Linked DNA regions of Homo sapiens: region 1 is linked to region 2. A link is a loop called in an ENCODE intact Hi-C map of the cell type or tissue named here. Cell type or tissue: adrenal gland. All regions are shown on one strand. Each heading gives the region's core, and the rest is flanking DNA. Links, peaks and the distances in the headings are about the cores only. Region 1 overlaps PRPF3 (pre-mRNA processing factor 3). Region 2 overlaps FALEC (focally amplified lncRNA regulator of ECM1).

Region 1 (5,373 bases), core at 208-5,207, 180 kb after region 2:
CGGTGGCTGACACCTGTAATCCCAGTACTTTGGGAGGCCGAGGCGGGTGGATCACCTCAGGTCAGGAGTTCAAGACCAGCCTGGCCAGTGTGGTGAAACCCCATCTCTACTAAAAATATGCAAAACTTAGCTGGGCATGGTGGCAGGTGCCTGTAATCCCAGCTACTCGGGAGGCTGAGGTAGGAGAACTGCTTGAGCCCGGGAGATGGAGGTTACAGTGAGCCGAGATTGCACCACTGCACTCCAGCCTGGGCAATAGAGCGAGACTCCGTCTCAAAACAACAACAACAACAACAACAACAACACCACCTTCATTACTGTAGCTTTACAGTAATTCTCAAAGTTGGGTAATGTCAGTCCTTCAACTCTATTGGATTTTTTTTTTTTCCTTGAGACAGGGTCTCACTCTGTCACCCAGGCTGGAGTGCAATGGTACTTCCCAGGCCCAAGTGATCCTCCCAGCCCAGGTAGCTGGAACCACATGCACATGCCACCATGCCTGGCTAATTTTATTTTTAAATTTTTTGTAGACCGGGTGCAGTGACTCATCGCTGTAATCCCAGCACTTTGGGAAGCCAAGGCAAGAAGATGACTTGAGCTCTGGAGTTGGAGACCAGCCTGGGCAACAAAGTGATACCTCGTCTCTACAAAAAAATTTAAAAACTAGCCAGGTGTGGTGGCATGTGCCTGTAGACTCAGCTACTCGGGAGGCTGAGAGGTGGGAGGATTGCTTGAGCCTGGGACGTCAAGGCAGCAGTGAGCTGAGAACATGCCACACCACTCCAACCTGGGCAACAAAGCGAGACCTTGTCTCAAAAAAAAAATAAAAATAAAAAAAGTTGCAGAGATGGGATCTCCCTATGTTGTCCAGGCTGGTCTCAATGATCTTCCAGCCTCGGTCTCCCAAGGTGCTGAGATTACAGGCATGAGCCACCACATCCAACCAGAACTGACATCTTTACAATACTGTCTTCCTACCATGAATGTGACATACCATTGCATTTATTTAGTTTTTTTTTTATTAGAGTTTTGTAGTTTTCTTCATATAGATCTTACATATATTTGGATTTATCCCTAAGTATTCCACTTCCTTTTGGTGCTAATGTAAATGGAATTGCTTTTAATTTCAAATTCTACTTGTTCATTACTCGTATACAGGAGAGCGACTGATTTTTGTATTGTAACCTTATATCCTGCAACCTTACTATAATCATTTATTAATTCCAGCCAAAGGGTTTCTAAAACTCTTTCCAATGAAAATAAAAAATGAAAAAAATGACTCTTCCAAAACTAATAACTGCCGTTAACTAAAGGTATTCAAAAAGGACTGGAAATAGATGAAATTACCAAAATTCACAAAGTTTTTGTTTTTTTTTTTTTTGAGATGGAGTCTTGCCCTGTCGCCCAGGCTGGAGTGCAGTGGCGCGATCTCGCTTACTGCAACCTCCGCCTCCTGGGTTCAAGTGATTCTCCTGCCCCAGCCTCTCGAGTAGCTGGGATTACAGGCGCGCGCCTCCATGCCCAGCTAATTTTTGCATTTTTAGTAGAGACGGGGTTTCAACATGTTGGTCAGGCTGGTCTCGAACTTCTGACCTCGTGATCCGCCCGCCTTGGCCTCCCAAAGTGCTGAGATTACAGGCATGAGCCACCGCGCCCAGCTCACAAAGTATTTTCAGTGATAACAGCATCCCCAGGTAAGAACTATCCTGAGAATAACATTCATTTGAAAGAACATATCTGTCCCTACCTCTTTATTGTACAAATGAGGCAATATACACTTAGTGGCTCAGTTTGGTCTGTACTCAAACAAATCTGGGTTCAAATCAAGCTCTACAACTTACTAAGTCATAAACTTGGGCAAATTATTTACTCTAAGCCTCAGATTCCTCACCTCTAAAATGCATATCTCTTATAAGTTTGTAAGGAGAAATAAGGAGGTAATGCTTGAGAAAATTTAACAACAATTAACACCTGGAGGCACAGAGAGACGAGTGATATACTCAAGACAAGTTTGAGTCTCATTATGGGTACATTACAATAAACTATAGCATATTGTAATATAAATATTTCTTTTAGATCTTATGCAATCAATTCATTTTTGAAGTAGTGTATAAATTATTTACACATATACTTGTAACAAATCCTTTAACAGAACAAAAACACTCATTTTTATGACAATGAATTTTTCCCCTGCATTTGCTTAAATCAAGAAATACTAAAATAGCTAGTTCAATTCTCTAGCTCCCAAGTTTCATAGATATAATTACTAGTAAGCACTCAAAATCTTCATTGCTGTGTCCTGGTAAGCTAGAGTTATTTCAAAGATTTCATCCTGTACCATCCTTCAGATGATGAGCCTCACTCATCTGGGTTAGTTTGCTTTTCTCTTTTTTTTTGAGATGGAGTTTTGCTCTTGTTGCCCAGGCTGGAGTGCAGTGGTGCGATCGTGGCTCAGGGCAACCTCTGCCTCCTGGGTTCAAGCAGTTCTCCTGCCTCAGCCTCCCGAGTAGCTGGGATTACAGGCATGCACCACCACGCTCGGCTAGTTTTGTATTTTTAGTAGAGATGGGGTTTCTCCATGTTGGTCAGGCTGGTCTCAAACTCCAGATCTCAGGTGATCCACCGACCTCAGCCTCCCAAAGTTCTGGGATTATAGGCGTGAGCCACTGCGCCCAGCCGTGCTTATCTCTTTTTTTGGCTTTTTTCTTTTGAGACGGAGACTGGCTCTGTCGTCAGGCTGGAGTGCAGTGGCGCGATCTCGGCTCACTGCAACCTCCGCTTCCCAGGTTCAAGTGATTCTCCTGCCTCAGCCTCCGAAGTAGCTAGGACTACAGGTACGTGCCACAATGCCAGCTAATTTTTGTATTTTTAGTAGAGACAGCGTTTCACCATATTGGCCAGGATGGTCTCAATCTCTTGACCTCGTGATCCACCCGCCTCGGCCTCCCAAAGTGCTGGGATTAGAGGCGTGAGCCATCACTCCTGGCCTTTTTTTTTTTTTTTTTTGAGAAGGAGTTTTGCTCTCGTCGCCCAGGCTGGAGTGCAGTGACACGATCTTGACTCACTGCAACCTCCGCCTTCTGGGTTCAAGCAATTCTCCTGCCTCAGCCTCCTAAGTAGCTGGGATTACAGGTGCCCACCACCACACCCAGCTAATTTTTTGTATTTTTAGTAGAGATGGGGTTTCACCATGTTGGGCAGGCTGGTCTCGAATTCCTGACCTCAGATGATCTGCCTGCCTCGACCTCCCAAAATGCTGGGATTACAGGCAGGAGCCACCAAGCTCAGCTTGCTTATCTCTAAAAAAGGAGAATCCTTTGAGCTGGAGCTCAAAAAAATTAAAATCAGGCCAGGCGCGGTGGCTCACACCTGTAATCCCAGTACTCTGGGAGGCCGAGGTGGGCAGATCACGAGGTCAGGAGATTGAGACCAGCCTGGCCAATATGGTGAAACCCCATCTCTACTAAAAAATACAAAAATTAGCTGAGTGTGGTGGCGTGCGCCTGTAGTCCCAGCTACTCGGGTGGCTGAGGCAGGAGAATTGCTGGAACCTGGGAGGTGGAGGTTGCAGTGAGCCGAGATCACACCACTGCACTCCAGCCTGGCGACAGAGCGAGACTCGGTCTAAAAACAAAAAACAAAAAAAAAAAAATTAAAATTAAGAAGGAGAGAAGTTGCACTAGTTTTACCTCAAAGCCCTGTGTGGTCCCCTATCTCTTCCCACCTCCTTGATGGTAGTGCTCCCTAATACTACCTTAAAGTTGGAACTCTGACCAGGACCTGAAATACAGATTTTTTTTTTTAAAGGGGGTTAATTTTATAACACAGAATGTTTTAACTTTTTGTCAAACATCCATTCTCCAATACCAATTCATAGCATGCTCCACCTAGCAAGAAGGTATGGGAGCTCTATTGACTTGTTTGATCCATTCCCAACAGAGGCAATATGAAACGGAAGGATAGGTATGGTAAAAATTTTGGACTTCAAATACTCCTAAAATCAAACCAGAAACATTAAATGCTGAAATAAAACCACCCACATGTAGTCGGATTCATAGATAGAAAAAAAAAAAAAAAAACTACACAATTTCTATTAGAAGCGGATTTTTAAACTAGTAAAAGAGACAAAATGGGCTAAATTCTTAAATCCTATTCCACTTTACAAACTGACCCATAGCATCCTCCTTGGACTTTCCCTGTGTCCATTTCACCCACAACACACATTCCCACATATGCATCCCTTAGAGGAACTGATTTCCTGGAAAGACTACTTAGCCAAGTCCTGAGGTAATCTGTCTAACCTGGTGATTCTCTTGGTTAAGGGATGGATACTCATTTGTCCCTCCTTCCTCCCTTACCACTTTACACATCTCCCTGCTTCATTCTGCTCCAGGAAAACAGTATTTATCATTCTAGCTCCAGGATGAGATCAAACATTTCCACTAGACTTCAAAAATACACATCCATCTATCCATCCATCCATTCATCCATTTATATATATAAATAAATGTCAATGACAAAAAATGTTTTTTTCCACAGCAATTGCTAAAAGTCCGGAAAAAAGATCACCTGTAGACCCAAACTCTAATACTTACGAATGTGTGAAAAATATCACACCAAGTTTAAAAATAACTCTTTAATCATATGCACATAAGGGGAATAAAGGGCAACACCAGGCTGACTCAGGAGGGGAGCAAGATATTCTCCCTTTGTCCCAGTGTCTGCTTGGCACAGTTCTGAGATCACACAAACAAGTGGGAGGGGGTTGGGAAATAGAATAAGTGAGAGGACTGAAGAGACAAAGGCAAGGGAGGAGAGGCAAGGGCTTGCAGTAGTCTCAATCAGTGGACTCTAACACAGATTCACTCAGCGCAAGGTCCCAGTAGTGTTCAGCCCCATGCTTTTTGAAATGCTCACGAGCCATGTTCTCTGTAGGACACTGTTTAAACTTCATCTCTCCAAAGCTCCGGTCTTTGGCTGTACCCTAGAAAAGAGATATATAATAAAAACACTTCAATTTCTTATTTAAATCAGATAATATTCTTTTATAAGAAGACCTAGTAACATTTGTGAGACATGTGCCCAGCTGAACGTGATTTTATGGTTAAAAAAAAATTGTGACCTCCATTTCCTTGGATATTTGTGTTTTTCTGAGACAGAGTCTCGCTCTGTCGCCCAGGCTGGAGTGCAGTGGCACGATCTCGGCTCACTGCAAGCTCCGCCTCCCGGGTTCACACCATTCTCCTGCCTCAGCCTCTGGAGTAGCTGGGACTACAGGCGCCCGCTACCACGCCCAGCTGATTTTTTGTATTTCTAGTAGAGACGGGGTTTCACCGTGTTAGCCAGGATGGTCTCGATCTCCTGACCTCGTGA
Region 2 (5,373 bases), core at 319-5,318:
ATTTGGGAGGCCAAGGCTGGCAAATCGCATGAGCTCACGAGTTCGAGATCAGCCTGACCAACATGGTGAAACTCTGTCTCCACTAAAAATACAAAAATTAGCCAGGCGTGGTGGCGGGCGCCTGTAATCCCAGCTACTTGGGAGGCTGAGGCAGGAGAATTGCTTGAACCTGGGAGGCGGAGGTTGCAGTGAGCTGAGATTGCGCCACCGCACTCCAGCCTGGATAACAGAGTGAGACTCGGTCTCAAAAAGAAAAAAAAATCAAGTTAGAAGATTTGGCATAAAAATACTGTTTGTCAACACAAGTTTGGGTGACTGTGCTCTTATCCCTCAGAGGAAGCCATTTCGAAGGCCTCAGGAGGAAGCTATGCAACAGTCCCAATTGTTCTCAAGCAGAGGAGAGCAGCACTTTGGTTTACCCAAGTGCTGGCCCAGGAGGCCCTCAGCCGCTTTGCATCCTGCCAGGGACCTGTCATCACCAGTCAACTCTGTTCCCCGGCTCGTGGACCCAGATTACTGGGGATCTGAACACCAGGAGGGGCTGGCTGATTGCTGAGAACAGGTGGGTCCTGAAGGCCAGGCCAGAGCCTATTTGTGGGGAGGCAAAGTCAATTCCAGCCAAGATTCTGGAGAGAGTTAGAGAGGACATTTTTTTTTTTTTTTTTTTGAGACAGAGTCTTGCTCTGTTGCCAGGCTGGAGTGCAGTGGCATGATCTCAGCTCACTGCAACCTCCAACTCCCTGGTTCAAGCGATTCTCCTGCCTCAGCCTCCTGAGTAGCTGGGATTACAGCCACGCGCCACCACACCCAGCAAATTTTTGTATTTTTAGTACAGACGGGGTTTCACCATGTTGGCCAGGATGGTCTCGATTTCCTGACCTCATGATCCGCCCACCTTGGCCTCCCAAAGTGCTGGGATTACAGGCTTGAGCCACTGTGCCAGGCTAGAGAGCACATTTCTATCTCAGCCTCCATCTCCTGAGTGGGGGCTGGGGGGGCACAGATACCAGGCATAGTGAGGTGAACTTTGACTGAAAGCAAAATGACCAACCAAGACTTTGGGACTGAACCCTTCATAAGAACTCAGGTCTGAGCAAAGCGATCCTGTTGGGGCCAGCCAGGTGCCTCTTTCTATGAAGGTGCGGGGCTCAGAAGAGCTTGGGGCATGCTCAGAGGACGACAGCGGCTTCAGTGGCCTGGACAAAGGGCATCCCTCTCCAGGGAGTCTCTTGCAGAGCAGTGCAGCCCACACCTGCAGGGCAGCTGCAGCCTCCTTGGGCTCAGGGGAGGTGCCGCCCTCCTGCACCCCACCTCTCCAGGACCAGCTCCTCAGAGTTGAGGCATGTGAGCACAGGTTAGGGGTGGGGTGGGGCCACCTGGGTTAGGATCTGACCCTGGGTTTGTCACTGCCCCACCCTGGCCCAGAAGGCTGAGTTAAGGATGGGAAGGGCCTCCCTGCAGGTTCCTGCCATGCCGAGACTTCAGCACCTTTCTCCCCACGCCATCCTTGTCCACAGTGTTAGTCCTTTACGCCAGATTTTAAAAACAGGTAAAGCACACACAGGATCCACGACACGTCTCCTTCTTCCAGCCTCCCTCTCTCCTCCTCCAAGGCCACATCTGAACATCCTTATTAAAATACCCCATGCATATGGAAGCACAGGTGTCATTATTCACCTTTTTCTATCTTTTTTGGTCACAGAGACTCTGCTGAGAGGCTGATAAAAGCTCTGGGTTCTTAGTGCTTAGGAGTTAGAATCTGAAAAAAACAGGCTGGGCACGGTGGCTCATGCCTGTAATCCCAACACTTTGGGAAGATGAGGCTGGTGGATCACCTGAGGTCAGGAGTTTGAGACCAGCCTGGCCAACATGGCGAAACCTCATCTCTACTAAAAATACAAAAATTAGCCGGGTGTTGTGGCACACCACCTGTAGTCCCAGCTACTCAAGAGGCTAAGGTAGGAGAATCACTTGAACCTGGGAGGCGGAGGTTGCAGTGAGCAGAGATTGCACCACTGCACTCCAGCCTGGGCAACAGAGTGAGACTCCATCTCAAAAAAAAAAAAAAAAAAAAAAAGCTCTGGTTCTCTTCCTAAGATAGGTATACACAAAAAACATTTAGCATAGAGTTTCGGAGTTTCCACACTCGATGTGGCCCATCTTGCCCTACTCAGCAAGGGGTTCAGTTGTGGCTTACAGCAGTGAGGCTGATCTATACTCCATCCCCTCAAGGCCGTCCCTCAACACCCACGGGTGCCCTCTGCTGCAATCCTGACAGGAGCTTGGCAAAGCAGCTCTTCTAAGGCCCTGAAAAAACGGCTGAGGCAGGCTAGCCATTCAGTGCCTTTTTGAATAAAATGAAATCTAAACTCTTGACATGGCCAAGAAGGCCCTTCATGCCTGGCCAGGCGTGAGCCTCCTCCCTGGCCTCATCCCAACGCTATTACTGCTACTCTGGCCACACTGGCCTCTCTGTTCTTTATTGGACATGTCAATCCTGGGCCACCTCAGGGTCTTTGCCGAAGCTGTTCCCCATGCCTGGAAAAGCTCTTCCTCTCTAGTTGCACTGCTGGCTCCTGGCTGCTAGGGTGTCAGCACAGATACCTTCCTCCAAGAAGCAGCATTAGAAAGGGGCATGTGTCCCCACCCCCCAGCACCCTTTTTCTCTGTTGCACCATCTTAGTTTATTTTGCTCAGGGCACTTGCCACTTCTGAAATTACCTTTTTTTTTTTTCCTTAGTCAGTCACTGTTTGTCTTCACCGTTAGGGGGCGAGCTCCACGAAGTCAGTGGCCTTGCCTGTCATCTCCCAGAACAGGGCCTGGCGCACACACTATGCACTCAGTGAATATCTGTGGAATGAAAAAAGGATCATAGTGGAGGTGAGATAAGAATCTTGACTCAATTCTCTGTCCCACCAAGGCGGGTGCTGGCAACCCCTGGCCCCCATTCTAGGCAAAGTTCCTGCCTTTCCCTCATGTCTCTATTGCCGGCCGGCCTGCTCTTTTCCCAGATCTCTGGAGCCACTCCCTCCCAACCAGCATCTAACAAAAACTCTTTTGTGATTTTATGCCTGGGGTATTTCATCTGAGTCAATTGGCTTCTCCAGCCTTACCTCAGCTGAGTCCAAAGGTCTGATCAGTGTTTCCAGTGTAACAGCCAACTCTGTGGTCCCAGGGCTCAGAGCTCCACTCCAGGGGAACGAGGGAACTGACAGAGGACGGTCCAGCCTCTGCTCCCTGCGCTTTCGTTCCTGGGTCTTGTGGAAATAAAGGAAAACCAACTTTAAAAAAGCAAAGGCTGGCCGGGTGCGGTGGCTCATGCCTGTAATCCCAGCACTTTGGGAGGCCGAGGCAGGTGGATCAGGAGGTCAGGAGATCAAGACCATCCTGGCTAACATGGTGAAACCCTGTCTCTACTAAAAATACAAAAAAATTAGCTGGGCGTGGTGGTGGGCACCTGTAGTCCCAGCTACTCGGGAGGCTGAGAGGCAGGAGAATGGCGTGAACCCGGGAGGCGGAGCTTGCAGTGAGCCAAGATCGTGCCACTGCACTCCAGCCTGGGCGACAGAGCAAGGGTGTCAGCCATCTGCACTTGCATTTTGACGGAGCTTCGAAGGCAGGCAGAGGAGTGGGACACCTTTATAGCTGAGGAAAGTGAAGGCTTCAGGTGTGCCCTGATTGGAGGCTGTTGGTGTGGGGAAGCTGCCCGTGCATGGGCTAACTAGAAGCAGGGCATCCTGTGTGCTTGGTTAGGGGTGCATTTTTGGCTTTCCCTGGTTGGTCCTAAAGTGAGGACAAAATTAAGGAAACTGTCAGTTACTAATCAAATTCTGGCCATTTGGGGCTGATTGTTACAGACATTATTGGTTATTGTTTAGCTTCCTGGATTGTCACTAGAGATAGCAATCTGGCTTCTTGCAGGCCTGATTTAGAGCAGGAAGACCTCCCAGGTTAATTGTTGCAGATAATGAGTTAGTTTCCCCAGCAAGTGACCGCAGGCTGTGGGTGAGAGTTGTATTTTTTTTTTTCTTGAGATGGAGTTTTGCTCTTGTTGCCCAGGCTGGAGTGCAGTGGCGAGATCCCGGCTCACGGCAACCTCCGCCTCCCAGGTTCAAGCAATTCTCCTGCCTCAGCCTCCAGAGTAGCTGGGATTACAGGCTAATTTTATATTTTTAGTAGAGACGGGATTTCTCCATGTTGGTCAGGCTGGTCTCTAACTCCCGACCTCGGATGATCCGCCCACCTCGGCCTCCCAAAGTGCTGGGATTACAGGCATGAGCCACTGTGCCCAGCCTAGAGTTGTATTTTAATATATGGTCTGGCCATTGTTCATTTGTATAATCAGTTTCTTAGTGTACAGATCAGTCATTTGGGGATTCTTTCTCCCTTCCCTTAGATGTGTGAATGCCTTGGAATAGTGGAATCATTGAGTATTTCATTTCCTTTGTTCAAGAGCTCTCTACCAAAGGTATTCTCTGTGCAAAGATGGTGACAGATGTGGTAAAAAGAACAGGATGGGGCCAGGCCTGTCCCCAGAGGCTGCAGTGCAGTTAGGGAACTGAGGTGTGTTGTTCCTGAGAACTGCATATGCCACATGACTGGCTCAGAACAGGGGCTTCTGATGAGAGGAATTAGGAAGGCGTTATGGACAGTGTGGTTTCTGGAGTTCCGCTTTGAACCAAAAGCTGGATATCTATAGATGGAAATTGGGAAGGGAAGGGCGAGGGCACTCTTGGAAGGGAATACTCTGAGGAAGGGCGCGGGTGTTGCGGGCCTCCGTTTGGTCACTCGCTCTCTTCTGTGCTCAGTGCTTCGGCCCGTAGAGCCACTGGACACTGGAGACAGTGTGAAGGTGCCTGCTGGGTTGTGACGGCTTCAGTGCGGGGCAAGGCCTGGTGGGAAGAGCCTTTCTTATCAAGATGAGGAGCCTGAATTTGGGCCCTGGGCAGTAAAAATCGCAATAATAACCAGCACTTAGTGAGCACCGGCCTCAGAGAGTCCCTGCAAACCATGAGGCAGTTACTGTTATCATCTCCATTTTACAGATAAGGAAACTGAGGCAGTGATTAAGGAACCTGCATGGGACCACACAGTATCAGAGGGGAGAGAATGATCAGATGTTGTGCTTAGCAAAAAAATTGTCTGTAACTGTGCTCCCCCAGCTGCTGCCTCCCGATTCAAAGTCTTTGTTCTTAAATGTGCGTCCTATTAGTAAGTACCCAGCCGTTACTAAGTACCCAGCATGGCCTCAGCATTTGCATGTATTATCTAACTTAATCTTCACAGCCCTCTGAAATAAGGAACTGGGATTATCATTCCCATTTTACAGAAGAGAAAACTGAGGAGCTAAGTAGCTTCCCTGAGGTGGTGCA

Evidence for each region. Peaks named below come from ENCODE experiments on the same cell type or tissue, not always from the same donor. Only the 100,000 strongest peaks of a DNase experiment are listed, where the experiment ranks them.
Region 1: it touches region 2 in a loop (2.8-fold over the local background); 9 of 110 quality-filtered maps call a loop at or near these places.

What each region holds. Positions count from the first base shown.
Region 1 is chr1:150,352,444-150,357,816 of GRCh38, reverse strand. PRPF3 (pre-mRNA processing factor 3) reads right to left here. Exons shown (of 16, transcript NM_004698.4): 16 at 4,584-4,984. The coding sequence ends at 4,838. Among named protein-coding and RNA genes, the nearest start is that of RPRD2, 9.0 kb to the left of the region's middle. In adrenal gland, for the core only: no CTCF peak of the experiment used is centred there; no DNase peak of the experiment used is centred there.
Region 2 is chr1:150,530,135-150,535,507 of GRCh38, reverse strand. It overlaps FALEC (focally amplified lncRNA regulator of ECM1), which reads right to left. Exons shown (of 6, transcript NR_186305.1): 4 at 3,115-3,258; 5 at 2,722-2,851. Among named protein-coding and RNA genes, the nearest start is that of ADAMTSL4, 17 kb to the left of the region's middle. RefSeq lists enhancers at 1-172, 1,788-2,778. In adrenal gland, for the core only: CTCF peaks have their summits at 2,576 and 2,775; a DNase peak (open chromatin) is centred at 2,687; H3K27ac peaks cover 943 bases.